Regions from separate parts of the Homo sapiens genome. Here all the other regions are linked to region 1. A link is an interaction called in ENCODE POLR2A ChIA-PET data of the cell type or tissue named here. Cell type or tissue: OCI-LY7. All regions are shown on one strand. Links, peaks and the distances in the headings refer to the core of each region. The heading gives the core; the rest is flanking DNA. Region 1 overlaps ZCCHC7 (zinc finger CCHC-type containing 7). Region 2 holds the start of PAX5 (paired box 5). Region 3 holds the start of LOC124902154 (a long non-coding RNA gene).

Evidence for each region. Peaks named below come from ENCODE experiments on the same cell type or tissue, not always from the same donor. Only the 100,000 strongest peaks of a DNase experiment are listed, where the experiment ranks them.
Region 2: POLR2A ChIA-PET joins it to region 1 with 10 read pairs; 6 of 35 experiments call an interaction of 5 or more read pairs at or near these places.
Region 3: POLR2A ChIA-PET joins it to region 1 with 13 read pairs; 2 of 35 experiments call an interaction of 5 or more read pairs at or near these places.

Annotation. Positions count from the first base shown.
Region 1 is chr9:37,193,931-37,199,837 of GRCh38, reverse strand. The region is part of intron 2 of ZCCHC7 (zinc finger CCHC-type containing 7); the gene reads right to left. Among named protein-coding and RNA genes, the nearest start is that of ZCCHC7, 76 kb to the right of the region's middle. In OCI-LY7, for the core only: a CTCF peak has its summit at 4,468; DNase peaks (open chromatin) are centred at 757, 1,233 and 2,547; H3K4me3 peaks cover 3,384 bases; H3K27ac peaks cover 4,000 bases.
Region 2 is chr9:37,031,201-37,037,107 of GRCh38, reverse strand. It overlaps PAX5 (paired box 5), which reads left to right and starts at 2,840. Exons shown (of 10, transcript NM_016734.3): 1 at 2,840-3,122. The coding sequence starts at 3,077. It overlaps LOC105376031 (a long non-coding RNA gene), which reads right to left. Exons shown (of 2, transcript XR_929590.3): 2 at 5,775-5,907. RefSeq lists enhancers at 685-734, 2,128-2,177, silencers at 1,268-1,427, 2,508-2,687, 2,954-3,074 and a promoter at 2,256-2,694. In OCI-LY7, for the core only: CTCF peaks have their summits at 2,052, 2,265 and 4,209; DNase peaks (open chromatin) are centred at 2,317, 2,747, 3,247, 4,227 and 3 weaker places; H3K4me3 peaks cover 4,000 bases; H3K27ac peaks cover 4,000 bases.
Region 3 is chr9:37,406,100-37,412,006 of GRCh38, reverse strand. LOC124902154 (a long non-coding RNA gene) reads left to right here and starts at 2,929. Exons shown (of 4, transcript XR_007061481.1): 1 at 2,929-3,115; 2 at 3,339-3,436; 3 at 4,387-4,465. LOC105376035 (a long non-coding RNA gene) reads right to left here. Exons shown (of 4, transcript XR_007061479.1): 1 at 4,611-5,907; 2 at 2,651-2,907. RefSeq lists enhancers at 275-324, 1,245-1,294, 1,072-1,863, 2,349-2,768. In OCI-LY7, for the core only: CTCF peaks have their summits at 2,441, 4,138 and 4,341; DNase peaks (open chromatin) are centred at 1,226, 1,647, 2,676, 4,336 and 2 weaker places; H3K4me3 peaks cover 3,691 bases; H3K27ac peaks cover 4,000 bases.

The DNA of each region.
Region 1 (5,907 bases), core at 600-4,599:
AGCTACTGGGAGGCTGAGGCAGGAGAATGGCGTGAACCCAGGAGGTGGAGCTTGCAGTGAGCCGAGATCGCGCCACTGCACTCCAGCCTGGACAACAGAGAGAAAAGGAGAAAGAAAGAAAGAAAGACAGAAAGAAAGACAGACAGAAAGACAGACAGACAGAGAGAAAGACAGACAGACAGACAGACAGAAAAAGAAACAGTAGGGCTGGGCACGGTGGCTCACGCCTGTAATCCCAGCACTTTGGGAGGCCGAGGCAGGTGGATCACCTGAAGTCAGGAGTTCGAGACCAGCCTGGCCAACATAGTGAAACCCTGTGTCTAGTAAAATTACAAAAAATTAACTGGGCGTGGTGGTGTATGCCTATAATCCCAGCTACTCGGGAGGCTGAGGCAGGAGAATCGCTTGAACCCAGGAGGTGGAGGTTGCAGCGAGCTGAGATCGCACCATTGCACTCCAGCCTGGGCAACAAGAGTGAAGCTCCGTCTCAAGAAAAAAAAAAAAAAAAAAGAAGAAAGAAAAGAAAAAAGAAAAAGAAACAGTAGAAACCAAGAATGACAGAACAGCAAAGACAAGAATTAGAGAAATCAGAGCCAGCTAGGCTACAAACTAGCAGCTTGTGTCTTTTTCTTTTGCTGTTTGTTCTTTTAAACAGGAAAACAAAGTGGCAGGAGAGCATGATGAAAAATAGTATCATCTGGGGCATGTTTTCATTGGCCATTTAAATTACTATGGGAAACAGAACCCCAAAAAGAGAATACAGGTGGGGAGGAGGGTGTGGCAAATGTGTCAAAAATAGGAAGCAATAGAAAAGGAGCTCAGTGGGTAGAAGGCTAAAAGATACAGGTGGTAAGCAGTCTGTTTCAGACTACTTTAGCACACATTAGGCAAAAGAATTTCAAAGAGCAAGGAAAATATGACAAACACACCAAGGGTCAATCATCAATTAATTCAATGCAAAAAAGGTATTGAACACGAGTCTTTGATGCCTCTTCCTTCACTCTACCACCTATCCTATCTAACCAAACCCAGGTTTTACTCAGTTCTTTCTTACTAATCTTTCAAATTTATCTCCTCCTCTACCTCTTCCCTAAGATACTGTACTAGAGACTGCAGAATATACACAAGTTTGAGGGAGCAAGCTCTATCATTAGGACCTCCCACTTGAACAGAGGAGGCAAAGACAACATAAGTATGCCAACTGAATTCTTTCTCTTTTGGCACCTAACACTTTCCACTTTGTATTATCTTAATTCCTCATAGACTCTAGATCTTTAAAAATGAGGAAGACTAAAATAGACAGACGGGTGAGCACTCCAGGGCAAAAGTGACCACAAAGTAGGCTCAGAGGAAGGGATAACAGCAAGTTGTTCTGTGACAAAGAGAAGATGTGATCGGCTGGACAAATGAAGACAGAGACCACTAGGCTGATACACTGAGTTTGATATGAAATGTTAATTACCATTAAAACTTTTTTATTGAGGCATGATCAAATCTGTAGTTTACAAAGATTACTCTGGTTGTAACATTCTGGGAGAAAATAAAATTATTCAGTCTGAGAAAGACTCCATAGAACAAGTGATATTTTAGCTGGGTCTATTCATCTCACAGGATGAATAGAAGCTTTTTTGAGGAAGGGCTCTGCAGAATGATGAAATAAAATGAAAAAAGATATGAAAACATAACAGGGCACCACAGATTCTAGGACAAGTAAGAGGGCCAGAGTGGTTGGAAAACAGGTTATTTAGAGAAAGAGGTATCAGATTTGAAAGACAGGCTTAGGCTTTGTTATGAGGAACACTACAGTTTCCCATTTAATTACAAATTTTGTCATTTTATAAGATGGGAAATTCCCCTTTTTCCTTATAGACAGTCATAACATCAAGTGATGGGTGATTCAACAATTATTCATGATGACAGTGCCAACATCCCTGCTCATATATTAAATGAGACACTACCTGAAGTAGATAAAGTATCCACAATTTCACTTCAGAATATTTGGCTGCTATGCCAAAGAGACAACCACTTATAGTTGTCACTGGCCCAGATCTCACAGATCAGATTTCGGAAACTTTTTTTTTTTAACAAAACATCAAATCCAGAATAGTGCAATTGCTGTTTTGACTTTCGAAACAGAGAGGACTCCTGCATAGGAAATAAAAGCCAGGACATTCATTTACAGGATGGATTGTTTTACATTCTTACATTAGATCAAATAACTGAATTATTCTGGGTACTGCACACTTAATGACAAATCTACATCTCTGAAATCATAACACTGAGACTGGCATTTTCGTTTCCAAAATAAAAAACAGTTCACTGTGCCTTTCCTTCCAGACTGCACCCCATCACTCATCATCACAAGCTAGCATCAAGTGCTTTAAATAACAACATTTTCAATAAATGTGAACTCGGTTCTTTTTATACTTTGTTATAACTTCCTGTGTCTTTGACATATTCAAGAAGTGAAACTCATGCATAGCATGTTTATATTATTCCCTCCTTAGCAAAAGCTCACAGACAATGTCAGGTCTGGAGAGATAAGAGCTGCTTCCAGGACATGAATTCTCATGAGGATTAGGCAACCACCATCTGGGGCTCCAGAGTTTATCTGTAGCAGCTGCCTTCAAAGTATCACACTAGAGGCTGGGGGTGGGGGGAAGTCTAATTTTAAAGTGTTTAACAAGTTCCTCTACCTTGGCTTTGATTATCATTCTGGATTGTTTTTTCCACCTTATAAAAATAAAACATAGTGACCTTTTCTTCATAACACACAAATAACTTAAAACAGCACTATGTATTCAAATGATGAACTCAACACATACTCAAATGTTTAATACGTTACAATATATAACAGAATTTTTAATAATAATTTTAATAATGACTAAAATACTACCCAGTACCTAATGTTGTCATTAATACAAGAGCTTTATCCTTCACACAAAAAAGTGTATCCCCCAATTTTTTTAATTTCTACTGAGAAGGCTACAGATTAAAACAATATCCTAGATATTTTGGGAGGGTTTTTTAAATGTCCTCAAACGACATTAAAATAATCATAACACAATTTTATTAAACAGAAAGCTTTTTAATCAAATATTTATATAAAAACAGGAAATTCAAAAATGAACACAGGGCAAAAAGTTAATTTTAAATGCTCAGCTTTAAATAATAATCTGCTAAATCTGATTACTACATTAAGTTTTATAGTGCTAAAAATGGTCACTATGTAACAAAGCTAGATAGCAAAGAAAAACAAAATAGAAAAATCAAACAAAATAATCTCTATAAAGAATAGGTTCTACTATAATAAGTCCCAAAATCGCTGCACCACTAAAAATAATGCCTTTTTCTTTGCATCAGGTCTCCTTCCATTTAAAATATTCTTCTTTACCTGCCATAAAAATCATGTTATATTTGTTCATTTGAACAACCTGTGACAAAGGACGTACTATTAAAATTAACTAGACAAAATTATTGTTAGTTCCATCAGAGATCTGGCAAAGTGGCTGCATCTACAGATAAAGTTTCACTATAATAAACAGCTTTTTAAAGAACAGTTCACTCTCTTTCATTGTTCATCCAAAATACATAGCAAGCCTATTGTTGTACTGGACAGAGTGACCCAGAGAAACAAAAGGCAGAGGTTTGAGTGTGTCAAAATCATAAAACTGGCACATTATTTGATTCCTGGGATTTTCTTTCCATGCCCAAATATTTATATATATTTATATATCTGGGCCTGACACAAACATTCTAGTCTTATTTTTTGAAGTACCCTCATAATTCCTTCACCAAAATCAAATGCAGAAAATTCAAACTCTACACATCTAAAACTAAAGTGGACTGGGCCCTTCCTTTCAACTTCCCTATTGCTATCAGTAGTTGAATTATTTTAAAAAATCACACAAACTTACAATCTCTCTTCTCTCCATTAACATTTTTATCAAGTCATTAAATCGTGGTGACTCTAATTTCAAAATTATTTTGGCAATATTTTATTTACTTGCAGTAGTACCATTACCAACCTAGTATAAGTTACTCCTCAGAATTTGGACTAAATTATGAGCTTTGTAGGTAGTGTCTCTTCCAGCTAATTCGCATTAAATCACTACTACATTAAGTCTTCACTACATTAAATATGCCTCCCAAAACAATTTGCTCAAACTGTTCTCCCTATCTATTCTTCTGGTTTACAATGCCTTTCCCTTCCTCGACATATTTAAGTTCCCCCTTTACCAGATTCTCCAGGATTCACAAGCAATTGTTTCCTTTTCCATGCCACATTTCATATTCACCCCAGGATAGTCATCTTCCCACTCATTAAACTGCTACATTAGACGCAAAACACATTGGTTTGCATGACCACATCACAAACATTGCTAATGAGCAGCATTTTTCATATATCTAAAGGAGATGAGAAGAAAATAAACAAAAAAAACTTTATTTTGTAGTTTCTTCTGCAACGTCCCTAGTGGCTAAATAACAGTTATTTGCTGAATTAAACTTATCAACAATATGATTTAGGCATTTAGGTGTGCAAAGGGATGCACTTATAAGGGATCTGCTGTTACAAAAAATATGAGAATCTGGCTGGACGCGGTGGCTTACGTCTGTAATCCCAGCACTTTGGGAGGCTGAGGTGGGCGGATCTCCTGAGGTCAGGAGTTCAAGACCAGCCTTGCTAACATGGTAAAACCCCGTCTTCACTGAAAATACAAAAATTAGCCAGGTGTGGTGGTGCACGCCTGTAATCCTAGCTACTAGGGAGGCTGAGGCATGAGAATAGCTTGAACCCGGGTGGTGGAGGTTGCAGTGAGCCGAGATCACACCACTGCACTCTAGCCTGGGCAATAGAGTGAGACCCCATCTCAAAAAAAAAAAAAAAAAGAAAAAAGAGAATCCAAGAAATCTGAGTTCTTGTTCTGCTATACCCACCTGAGAGTAAGCAGTGACAATGATCTCAACAACATACAAAGACATCCTTTGGATAGAGAATTTGTATATATAATAACTGTTTGTAATATCAGCTATTCTTTGACAACAGGATTTTTCTCTTAAATTCCTTCTATTTGTTAGAGATTCAATTTGTCACCCAAGCTGTGGATTTATAGGATTTACATCCTTAAAACGAATTCCAGCATAATTTCACACAGAAGCCTTCCTGAAGTTAACCAGGACAACACCCAAATAAATCTTCCCTTTAAAAAGAATAAATGCTCCATGAAAATCATCAATACATCACTTAAGCTTAAGGCACAATATCTGTGCAACACCAAGCTCTATCCCAATCCTCCCAGTGCCACTAGAGTCTGTCTTAACCCCACACACTCTCTATTATCTGTTCAGACATGTTTTCCCAGTACCATTACTCCAAATAATTCCATTCCCTATACTAAATACACTGCTTCATCCTGCTTGATTCTCTACCTATATTATCTAACAGTCTTGCTCTTGAGTTGCAAGGCCGTTGCTACTTAACTCTACATTGACCTACCACTTACGATATGTAAGTAAGCTCTAAAGTCTCTTATAGGACCTCTGTATCATCTCTTAAATCACCAGGAATCAAGTACTCCAATTTGAGTTTTAACCATTATCTAATTTTCTATTAAAAATGCTAACTCAAAAAGAGAAATATTCTTTAATATATTAAAGGCCACTATCCTAGCATAGCAAGTACCCAATTTTTTAGAGTTTGTCTTCAATATATCCACATTTGTATGAAAACTTCACCCTAACTACAAAATTGGTCAGAGTGCTTAATTGTGTGGGATAGGCAAGTTAAGTGCCAGAGAGGAGTTCAAAGAACATCAGCAATGTCTGAGTTTGAGTGTGAACCTGAAAATCATAATGAAAACGCTGTAAGAGGGAAAGGGATGAGGCATTCAAATAATAATTTTAAAG
Region 2 (5,907 bases), core at 784-4,783, 160 kb after region 1:
TCGGTTTCCCCTTGAGGCGGCGCCAGCTCCGGTTCCGCCCCGCAGGCCGCTGCTACGGAGGCGCCCGCTCGCTGTCTCGCTCTCTGGCGGTGTCTGCGTGTGTTCGGGTGTGGGCACATGTATCTGTGCTTGCAAACCAGGGCGGGCTCTCCAAACCGAAAGCTGCGCGGAGTTGGGTTTCTGGGATTCTAGGGCTGCGGGCAAGGGAGATGGGGGATTTTCCCGGGATCCCGACTCCGATCTGAGCCTAGACTCCCCGCGTTCTGGCCCCTTGTCCCGTATCTCTAGGGCCGCAGTGTCAATTCCGTGTCCTCCGAAGTGGTTCGTCACCTGCTCCGCCGAGGGGAGCCGCCCCTTGGGCCAACGCTGCGGGAGTCCGGACGGTCCGAAGCATGCTGGCCAGGCGCAAGGGGAGACCGACTCACAGGGGAGAGGGTGGGCAAGGGGACGGCGGCTGGGCCTCGGTACCCCGCGAGGGGGGCTCTGCGATTCTGACCCAGCAGCGGCGCCTCCGGGCCCGCGAGGTTTTGACGACCAGCGGGCGCCCCCTCGGGAACCACATTTGTTTCCCGCTGGTCTCGAGCGTCCAGAGCGCGAAGCGGCGGAGCACGGCGAACCTACGATTCGTGATGCTTGGCCTAATCCTCTGCCCTTCATGGGTGCGGGCAGGAACGGAGTAGCGGCTGATGTCCCCTCCCTAATCCCAAAGCCCCACAAAAGCCAAAATACACACGCAAACTCTCACCAGCGCATCTCACAAACACAAAAACTAAAGACAACACATGAAAATATAACCCGATCCCCCACCAAAACGTACAGTTCAAAAAAATAAAATTCAAATCGAAGGAAACAAAACACACACAACACGAAATTCCCTAAGGCAACACACACACAGACGACACCCACTCACACCAAATCAAAACACATCTAAACACCGCGGAGAAGGAAAAGCCTTACAAACGACACACAAAAAGACAGCCTACAAGGACAAAGTACAAAATTACACAAAATCAAAACTCACCCCAAAGACCAGGACTTACAGAGCAAAACCCGCTAAAATCAATCCCACGAAAAAACAACACGCAAAACACCCGAAACAAAAGAATATCCCATGGAAAAATGAAAACTCACAGAAAACAAACAAAAACAAAACAAGCCCTCTAAATGGAAACAACAACAACAACAAAACACCAACACCCCCCGCCCCCAGCCCGGGGTGAAATGTCAATTCCGGGAGGGCTTTTGATCTCCAGGCGCGGACAGGCCGCTCCTCCCAGGCGCTGCCTCCCGGCGCGGGCGAGGCGGGAGGGCGGGAAGCCTGGGCTGGGGCTGGGCTGCGGAGGGAAAGAGTCGAGCACTCGGAGATGGCCAAAAATCAAATCTCGGGGTAGGGACACGGGCCCGCAGGCTGCAGGGAGGAGGCGGCGCTGGGGAACTGCGCAGACCACTTGGTGGGGGGGCCGCCCGGGAATCCACAGCCACATTTCCGATTGTGGCGAAATCTGCTCAGTGGATATGTGATGTCCAGTTGCCGCCGGGGGCCCCCCTTTCCTCGAGCTCTAGGCTCTTCCCCCTAGGTTGCGACCCAGCCTCGTGACCACCCCCTCCAAAAAACAAACAACACTCTTGCTGAGGACGATTCACTCTCCAAAACTGCCATTGTCCGGCGGGCCAGGAGTCCTCCTACGGAGCGCTCCCCCGCCCTGGAGAACCTTTCCCCTGCGACCACCCCGCTGCAGGGCCCCACAGGCTTTCAGTGGCTAGGCCCAGCAGCTGAACTAACTCAAGGCTGGGGAGGGGAACAGGGAGGGGAGGCTTGAGTCTGGCCCGAAGAGAGAGGGCTGGACATGCCACACCTCTGCTCGGTCTCTGTGGATCTGATTTCCTCTCTGGAATCAAGTCCTGGGGCTCTGGGACTCCACAACGTCTCAGGGCTCGAGGGCAATGCGATTCCACTTATGGGCCGGGGTAAGGTGTCTGGAACTCCCGCCAATCTCCAGAAACTACTGAGATGTTCTGCTCTGCCCGGGTGCTCCAAAGCGGAAGCCCGGATTTCATCTCCAGTATTTCACAGCTTAACCTCCATGCTCTGGGCCAGAATGGAACTTGATGTGGGGAGGGGTTCTGGGACTAGAAGACTGGATGGGACCTGGGGGCTTTAGGGATCTGGCGCTGCCCTAGGGTCAGGGGCCCAGCAATAGTCAGGACCCCAACAAATTGGGGTGGGGGTTGGATGGCTGGGAACCCTGGGGTCGGGCGCCGCCCTAGGGGTGAATCGGAGTAAACCGGAACGTCGCCTCGGTGCCTGGCAACACTGCCAGCCTTTGCAACCCCTTTCAAAAGCACCTGCTTGGCCGAGCAGTTAATTTCTTCAAAAACAAAAACCCGGCCTGCGCTCGTCTAAGCAGCGGGGTTTGCACATGGAGATGTCACAGGCCCCGCGCACAGCGCAGAGGGCCGCGACCCCCAAGCGCATGTCTTAATAGAAGGTGCGGCTGGAAGACCCGGGCTCCCGGGCTCCGCTTCGGTCTGCCCCTTCCCGTAGGTGCGCTGGCTAGCGCCCGGCGCAGGCTGAAGCCTTCCTTCCCTCCCCCCAACCCCTATAAAAGTCTGGGGCGGCGCGGCAGCAGCACTGCTGCTCTCCCGGCTTCCCGCTCTACTCCGGCCGGGCCGGGTCCGCCACGTCTGGCGCGCTGAGCAGGCCCGGCCGCGCAGCGCCTACCCTTTCCTCGCTCCGGGCCGGCAGTGTGGGGCGGCGCGCTGGGGGCGCGGCGTGTCTGGGGACATCTTGTGATGTTGGCGAGAACAGGACATGATCTCACATGGCGAGAAGCTCTTTAGTTCCTTAATCATTTCACGGTGCCTTCGGACGCTTTTTTTCCACCTAAAACGTTTAGTTTCAGCTCAGTGATCAGCTACCCCAGCTCGGCGGGGGAGCGGAAGGCTTGAATTATTCCGACCTGTGAGCGGCCCCTGGCACCAAAAAAAAAAAAAAAAAAAAAAAAAAAAGAAAAAAAAAGGCACAAAAAAGTGGAAACTTTTCCCTGTCCATTCCATCAAGTCCTGAAAAATCAAAATGGATTTAGAGAAAAATTATCCGACTCCTCGGACCAGCAGGACAGGTAGGACCGCGATACGGGCTCCAGATGTGCAAACTCCGGGACACGGCCAGGCCTTGGTCCCCACGCAGGGTGACCCTGGAGGAGGAGGGGGCGCGCCGCATTTTCGTAGAGACTGTCTAACTGCGGCGTGTTTGTTATGTTTTTTCACCTATCTGTTCACACACTTCTGCATCAGTCCAAATATCTGTGAGTTTGTCTGTGTTTTTCTCTGTTTCTGAATGTTCACGCTGGCGTCCTTCCGGGGGTCTGCAAGTTAGGGCCTGTGTGTTTATATAAGGGACTCAGTGTGTTCATTACAGTATATGTATTTTTAAAAGATGTAAAAATATATGAGTTTGTGTCCAAAAGTTGTTTGCCTGTGTGTGTGTGTGTGTGTGTGTGTGTGTATCTTTATACTCGTGGGGTATTCGTGTGTGTTTATAAGTTAGTACTTGTGTATATTCTTTTGGGTATCCAAAATGTGTGTCTACTATGAGTGTTATTTATGTAATTCGGAAATATCTGAGTGTACATCCACTATTTAAAGGGTCTGCATTCACCTGTTATATCCCAAGTGATTTTTGGATGTGAGAAAGAAGTGGCTACACTGACCTTTCCATTTTTGGATGTCAACGGCTGTCCGATGCATACACGCCAATGTTCACATTGTGTCTCTAGGCAAACTCCTAGACGTGGGTCTGGGGCCTATGGAGATCCGTGGTGTTTAGCATGTGCATTGTAAGGCCCAGTGTCCATTCTATTGGGAGATAGGACCAGGAATGAAGGTGTGAATTCAGGGCATGCAGCCTCTTGGTGTGCAGTGAGCACTGTTCAGGCTACCATTTGTACAAACAGGTCTCCTGTGGCAGGCACAACCTTGCAGATGACAGCGGACACCTGTAGGGTTAGTTGTGACATTTCTAGGGACCCCCAGCCTACATTCACTTTCACCTAGACAAGCCTCTGACACTGGCGTGTGTATTTGTGTGTACACACAGACACACACACACTGTGTCCTCAGGTTTTATCCTGTGGGTGCCGCACCAGTGGAGGAGAGCACAGTGGGTGGATGCATGTGCATAGTCTGGGCATTCAGCTCTAGGGCCTGTATGCGCACAGGCCTCCCTGGCTTAGGTCCCCATGTGCCTCCCACAGGCCTGAGAAGTAGGTAGCAGGATGTGTTTATGTCTGAGAGGAGATAGCAGGGACAGTAGGCCTCCATCTGCCCTGAGGCATGAATCAGGTATGGGGGGCCTCTTTCACTCACTAGGCCACTGTGTAACTCCCACACAAACACTCTCTTGGCCCTGGCAAGAAGCCCCCTTCCCCCATCTCTGTGCCCTCTGAGAACCCCCATCTCTCCTCCAGCCTCAAATACAAGCCTAAGAGCAAAAAGGATAAACTTAGACCCCAAGCCCAGGACAACTTCTGGGGCATAACTGTGTTTCCAAAATTGTGGCTGGAGAGAAGTGAGGGCAGAGATCTGAGGCAGAAGAGTGCTCCCAGGATGAGGGCTCAGGAAAAGTTACCTGGAAACTCCTCTTCTCCATCCTCAATTCTCAGAAGGCCCTTCTCCCTGGCAGTGGGCTTCTCAGCAGATGGACTTTCAGAGAGACCTGAGCCTGGAAGTGGGTGTTGTGTATGTGTGGGGAATGAGGCGGGGATGTGTGAGTGTCATGGAGAGGGTCTGCGCAGTCCTCGGGCTGGCTCTCCCGACAAGCTGTGTAGAAGAATGTAATTCATGGCGGTCGATGGGCTCTTTGATTAGTTCAATTGCCTGAATAATCATTTAATCAATAAAGCATTTTATTCCTCTGCATAGCTGGACTGGGTGGGGCTTGGGGTGGGGTGAGATACGGGAGCCCTAGGCTGGCCAAGCCTTAAAATCTAGAGAGCCACGCCCCCTCCTCACTGATGGGTTGGGGAAGAGCTGCCTGCCTGGAAAAGGGCGACAGTTCAAGTGAGACTGCACTTCCATCTGTCCACTCCAGCCTGGGTCAGGGCTGGAGAAGAGAGGGAAGCTGAGAAGCTGTCCAAGCTGGTGCTCAAAGGGTTGTCCAGGTCTGGTTCCTATGAGAGCTTCTTCCTTCTCCCAACTTCTGGGTATTTCATGGGCCAATAGACTTCCTTTTTCTTCCTTCAGAACCATATTCCATTTCTTACCCCAACCTCAGTTTCCCTATCTGCCCAATGGGGAGGGAGTGTGTCCTTCTGGCTCTAAGCCCAAAATAAGGTCAGGTCAACACTAAGCAGGGAGCCACTTAAGGACCTTCTCCTCTAATGTCTTCCTTGCTGTAGGGAAAGGAAACTCAGAGGTTCGGAGAGGGGAAGGGACTTGTTCGAGATCATAAAGCATGAGTAAGGGAGGGAATAGGAATGGAAGGTGACCTCTCTGCCCTTAGACCTCCTGTTCCTGCTGGGAGAAGAGACAGATTCCCCCCTCTCTCCATGGACCCCCTTGGAGAAAAACTACTACTTGGACAAGTAGTAGTCTCTCCTTGCCATGGGAACCCTTGAGTCCTTAGATCCGGGCAGACCTGGATGGATTGAGTACTTTCCCACTGGGCATTGACATCCAGTCTCACAGTTCTGGAATGAGCCTGGAATGGAGTGATAGATATTAATAACCCCCATCCATGAAGCTTCATCTCACAGAGCCTAAGAAGTCACATCTCAGGATTTGTTCTCTGTATTAAACAAACGGGGAAGCAGAGGCTTTAGAAGGGGCTGCCTGTCTCAAGTCTTTGGGAGAGAGAGTAGTCCCAGCGCCCCTGGCCTGCAGGACATGCTGGTAATGATAACACAC
Region 3 (5,907 bases), core at 1,166-5,165, 210 kb before region 1:
CATGAGTTAGCATCATCCAAGGAGATCTGGGCAGAGTGCAGCTTCCTGGAGGAGGAGGCATGGGCCTTGCTGTGTGACGACCCAGCGGGGTGTGCAGGTTCTGAGGAAAAAGGGTTTGAGCAGAACCTGAGGGAGGAGCTCAGGCATGCTGCTTGAAGGCCAAGGTTGCTCTGGGTAAGGACCAAGGTCCCATCCCTGATTTAGGACAGGCCAAGGAGGAGCAAGGGGATGGAGGCAGGGGATGGCTCCCTGCAGGCCCAGGTGAAGTTCATGCTACCATTTCAGCAAAAGTCCCATAAACCACCTCAGGAAATCCCTCTGTCATCTGCCGCTGTTTGGGGCCAAAAGCTTGAACTGTGATGAATTTTGTGAAAGGGAGAACTGCCTCATTCTGCCAAAGCCGTTCAGAAGTGAGTCACTAGCCCAGAACAGGCCCCACATAGCTGCACCAGCTCAGACTCCATCTAGCTGCACCTGCAGGAGCTAAGGCTCGAGGTGGACATCGGGCCTGGGCCCCAGGGCAGAGTCATGACCAACAGGGGGCAGCCCAGGGAGCTACTCCCCAGCCTTCAGTGGGCCCCACTTCCCTTCCCTCCTCCCCTCCCTGAAGGCCCCTCCCAGACCGCTTGGCCTCCGGCCTTGCCTCCTCCAACCTGATCTCCTGGGGTTGCTCAAGGGTCTCCTCTAAAAAGCAAATCCGGTCTTGTCTTTCCCCTGCCTGCCGCATTCCGTGGCTCCTCACTGCTCTCAGGAGAAAGACCAAAGTCCCTGTGTGCTCCCAAGCCCTCTCCTGATGATGCAGAGGCGTGGCCCATAGGGACTGAGAGCTGCTCACTTCAGGCAGAAGCCAGGCATCCTGGCAGCCCCTGAGAGCCGCCCAGCTGGCCAGAAGGACCTGCTCCCAGGCCTCCCTTTCCCTGTAATTCATATATAGAAAGCATCTAAATCAGGAGCCAACCCTCCACCAGAGGGAGCGGCGCCCTGGAGGTGGAAGTGGAGCTTTTCTTAGTCATTACATTTGGTTTTGTTTTGGGGGAAAAAAACAAAATGAAACAATTAAGGTCTTATTTTCACAATCACCTGTGGAATGAGGAGGCTTCCAGATGGTATTTGGTGAGAGCACCAGGAACCTTGTGGTCCTGTGAGGGCATTCAGGGGTAGGGAGTCTAACTCATCACCCAATCCTCATGGCTCCAACTTTAAACACACCCAGAAGCCTATCTCGTCCCCCAGCCCAGCTCCGTCGCCTGCACCTGGTCCAAGCTGAGGCCCCTCTGCCCCAGCCTCCTGGTTGCCCCACTGTTTCTGCCCTGGGCCTGCTCCAGTCCCTTCTCACGGACAGCCAGAGCCAAGCCTCTGCTCCAGTAAGGGATCTCTCCAAAGGCTCCTGTCTCCCTCCGGGTAAGGCCAGGGTCCTAATCACGGCCCACAGAGGCCGACACCACCGCCTCTGACCTCCCTCCCTCTGTCTCCAGCTTTCCTGGGATCCCGCCTGGGATCCCCTCTGCCCAGCACTCAGACCTCCTGCACCAGCTGTTCCCCTGCCTGGAACATTCTCCACTCCCCCCAGGTCCACAGGGTCTGAGCCTCATGTCCTACAGATGTCACTCAAAGGGTGGCCCTTCACTGGCTTCCCTGATGGCACCACTTCCTGCCCACTGGTCCTTCTCCCCCTCCCTCACTCTGCCTCATCTAGCCCTGGACACTCCACCAATCTGATACATCTTTATTTCTCTGTTTATTGTCTAGTTTCCCTCCATGCCCACCAGGATGTAAGCTCTGAGAGCAGGGGCTTTGTTTCATTCGCTGCCATAATTCCAGTACCAAGAACAATGCCTGGCACCTCCTAGTAGGTGCTCAATAAATATTTATTGAATGAATGAATGATTGAATTATGTCTGTCATTGACAGAGGGAAGTCTGGGCAACATAGTGAGACCCCATCTCTACCAAAACTAAATAATTAGCCAGGTGTGGTGGTGCATGCCTGTAATCCCAGCTACTCCAGAGGCTGATACAGGAGGATTGCTTGGTCCCAGGAGGTAGAGGCCACAGTGAGCCATGATCACACTGCTGCACTCCAGCCTAGGCAACAGAGAGAGATATAGTCTCAAAAAAAAAAAAAAAAAAAGGAAAAGAAAAAAAGAAAAGAAAATACATAGGGGTGGGCAGATTTCCCCTAAGATGCTCTAAGGATGCCCTCTCTAGGTGCAGGAGTCAGTCTAAAGTTACCTCCTGGGGGAAGTCTTCTGTCCAGTTTTTAAATGGAAGTTCTAGCTGCAGGCAGCAAGTCTCATCACTGAATAGAACCGGTTTTCATTTGGTGCAAACACTATCTCCTCCAGGAAGCCCTCCCAGGACCCTTCCCAGCCCCTAGTGAAAGTGCCTCCCTCCTGCTAGCCTGCCACTTTCTCCCTTGTGGTCCATTCTGGATGTCAGTGCCGGGCCAGTGAGCATCCTAGCGGGCGCCTGAGTCATACCCGGAGTGCACCTGGAGAGCCCCTTTCTGCTCACACTTTACAGGGCCCCATGCTGGCCTCAGACACGCCCATCTTCTCATTTAAGCCTTACAACAACCTTCCGAGGTAGTCATCACCATCCCCATCTTACAGATAAGGAAACTGCGGTCAGAGGCCACAGAGGTGACTTACCCGAGCCCCACACCTGGTGTCACAGTGGAGTGGAGCCTGGCTCCTTGGCCCTGAGTTCAGCCCCCATCACAGCTGCCGAATTCACAGTCAGTGCTCAACACGTGTTCACGTGTTTGGAGGACGAACCAAACCCGAGTTCTCGGGGCTCCCCAGCCAGCATGAAGACCGTGTAACCACAGCACGCATGGGCGGGCCGCTTGGCAATGGCCAGGCTCATGCTCTACTGAGCCCCTGGGGGTCACGACTCCCCTGCTGCTCTGTGCAGAGAAAGAAAAGGCAGTCACCTCTCTCTTCCCTCACTGGAAGGTGAGGCCCAGGGGGTCCGGCCTGTGGGATGTGAAGAAGCCACACATTGGTGCCCATCACCTGGTCCTCAGCCTCTCCTTAGGGCAGAGTCGAGGCCCAGAAGGTTGAAAGAGCTGGAAGCTGGGGAAGAGCCTGCACCAGTGCCTTTGCCTCTTATCAGTCAGTCCGATTTTTGTTCTCTGACTCCCCCTGCTACATACCAGAATGGTGCTCTCTCTCTCCCCCTCTCTGGGATCTGCACCTCAGTTTCCTTGTCTGTAATATGGGGGTAACTGAACCCCCATATTAAAAGGATCCAAGGATAAATGAGATAACACAAGTGCTTGGCATAGGGCCTGGAAGAAAAAAGTAAATTCCTTTTTTTTTTCGCTCTGTCGCCCAGGCTGGAGTGCAGTGGCGTGATCTCAGCTTACTACAACCTCCGCCTCCCAGGTTCAAGCGATTCTCCTGCCTCAGCCTCTTGAGTAGCTGGGATTACAGGTGCGTGCCCGGCTAATTTTTGTATTTTTAGTAGAGACGGGGTTTCACCATGTTAGACCAGGCTGGTCTCGAACTCAGGTGATCCACCTGCTTCAGCCTCCCAAAGTGCTGGGATTACAGGCACTGTAATCCGCGGTGAGCCACCGCGCCCGGCCCAAAAGAAAGTAAATTCTTAATAAGCAGAACATGTAATTATTAGCTAGCACATATATTACTTTGCCTCCTTCTTCCCCACTCTTACAAATGGATCTCAAGGCCTGGAGCTACAAACTTGGTTGTTAGACATCCTATTTGTTTAGAATGAAAAACAAAACAAAATAATAGTGCCCAATGCTGGAGAATGCCATGCAGAAATAGTACAGTGTCAGCCGGGCATGGTGGCTCACGCCTGTAATCCCAGCACTTTGGGAGGCCAAGGTGGGTGGATCACCTGAGGTCAGGAGTTTGAGACCAGCCTGGGCAACATGGCGAAACTCCACCTCTACTAAAAATACAAAAATTAGCCGGGTGTGGTGGCGCATGCCTGTAGTCCCAGTTACTCGGGAGGCTGAGGTGGGAGGATTGCTTGACCCAGGAAGTTGAGGCTGCAGTAGGCTGTAATCATAACACTGCACTCCAGCCTAAGCAACAGAAGAGATCCTGTCTCAAAATATAAAATACATAAAATAAAGCACAGTATAATAGCATTTTATGAGCATTTTAAATATTCAAGGTATTTTATCAAATGTTAAATACTGATAAATTCTCATTTTTGTCTCAGCTCTCCTGACTTTTAAAATGTATACCAAAAAAAAGTCATTTTGAAGCTGTCCAGTTAAGTGAGCTGTAAACTGGATTTACAATATTGCCAAGTAAGGCATTTCCTCAAACTGGCAAACTAATATAAATGTCTCCCCCTGTCTTTTGTCAGGTGTAGTCTTTCCTTCTTCTTTTTTCTTTTTTCTTTTCAGACCTGGTGAGCAGGAAGTACAGGATCGTTTTGAATTCAGCAGATTTTGAATAATGCCAGATCAGGAGTGGATCTCTGGGGTAAGATGCAATGGTCCCACACACTTATATGTCACCAGAGTCCACTCTTTGGGGAACAGCAATTTGACGGAACATGTCAAGAGCTTGTGAAAATAAGTAATTCACATTCGACCTGTTACCCAGAAAAAAACCGGGGTTCATTCACCTGGTGAATCTCAAACGGCTCTCCACGAGAACGCAGGTTTGGATCAGTAGGAGTTTTATGACTCGCCACAGGTAAGAAGAGCCCTGGGAGGATTCTCCAAAGCAGTGTCTCCCTGAGGGAAAGTGACAGGAGGGTTTTATGCAGTGATGGAGGGGACGAGGGGCCCCGCTGCTGCAGACGCAGGGCACCATCATGCCAGCCCACAGGTTGCCTGTGATGGTGATGAAGGTGTAGCTCCTCCTGAGGTGGAGCTCATGGTCAGCATGGTCATGAGGAATGTGTACTCAGGTTCATCTAGAACAGGGGTGTCCAATCTTTTGGCTTCCCTGGGCCACACTAGAAGAAGAATTGTCTTGAGCCACACATAAAATACACTAATACTAACTGTATCTAATGAGCTAAAAAAATCGCAAAAACAAATCTCATCATGTTCAAAGAAGGTTTATGAATTTGTGTTGGGTCACATTCAAAGCCGTCCTGGGCCGCCGGTTGGACAAGCTTGATCTAGAAGTTGCCTGGGTCTGTCAGGAGCTGGTGCCAGCAACTAGGTGACCACATTCAACACAGGGTTTGGGAAAAAACAAGCTGCAAAGCAGGAGGCTGTCAAACAGGCTTATTGTGCCAGTTGACTAAATGCCTATAGTCCCTGGAGACCCTCCCTGTCTGCTTACAAACCTGTTGGAATTTTATTTGGAGCCTTAAAGGAAATGTGACTGTGGGACCTGAGTCACATAACAGGCAGCCACAACCTCTGTTTCTCTGATTATAGATCAACTTTTTCCATACCTACATTCTTTTGTAAAATGTCGTAAAAGACTAAAGGGCACTGGAGGAAAGACCCCTTTTTCCTCATTACTGACTCTCCTTGTAGGTTAACTTCCTTCTTTCCTCTCTTGTACCTGACTCCGACCAGATAGCACAATAGGCTCTGTGACAATCAATTTACTCAAGATAGATGTTGACTATACCTTTCCTGACAAAGAACAAGCTGCAACCAATCAGATTGCTGTAATTCATAGATCAGCCTCGTATGGAAAAGGCTGCTAAACTTTAGTAATCCTGCTAAACTTCTTTGTTTCTACCTATGCAAGTAAAACCTTAACTTCTCCATTTCAGAGCATTGATTCCATTCCTCTGGAGTCTGTGTCTCCCGGACAGTCATCCTTAAACTTTGCACTTGCATTAACTCTTTTTTTTTTTTTTTTTTTTGAGATGGAGTCTTGCTCTGTTGCCCAGGCTGGAATGTAGTTGTGCAATCTCAGCTCACTGCAAACTCCACCTCCCAGGTTCAACCAAT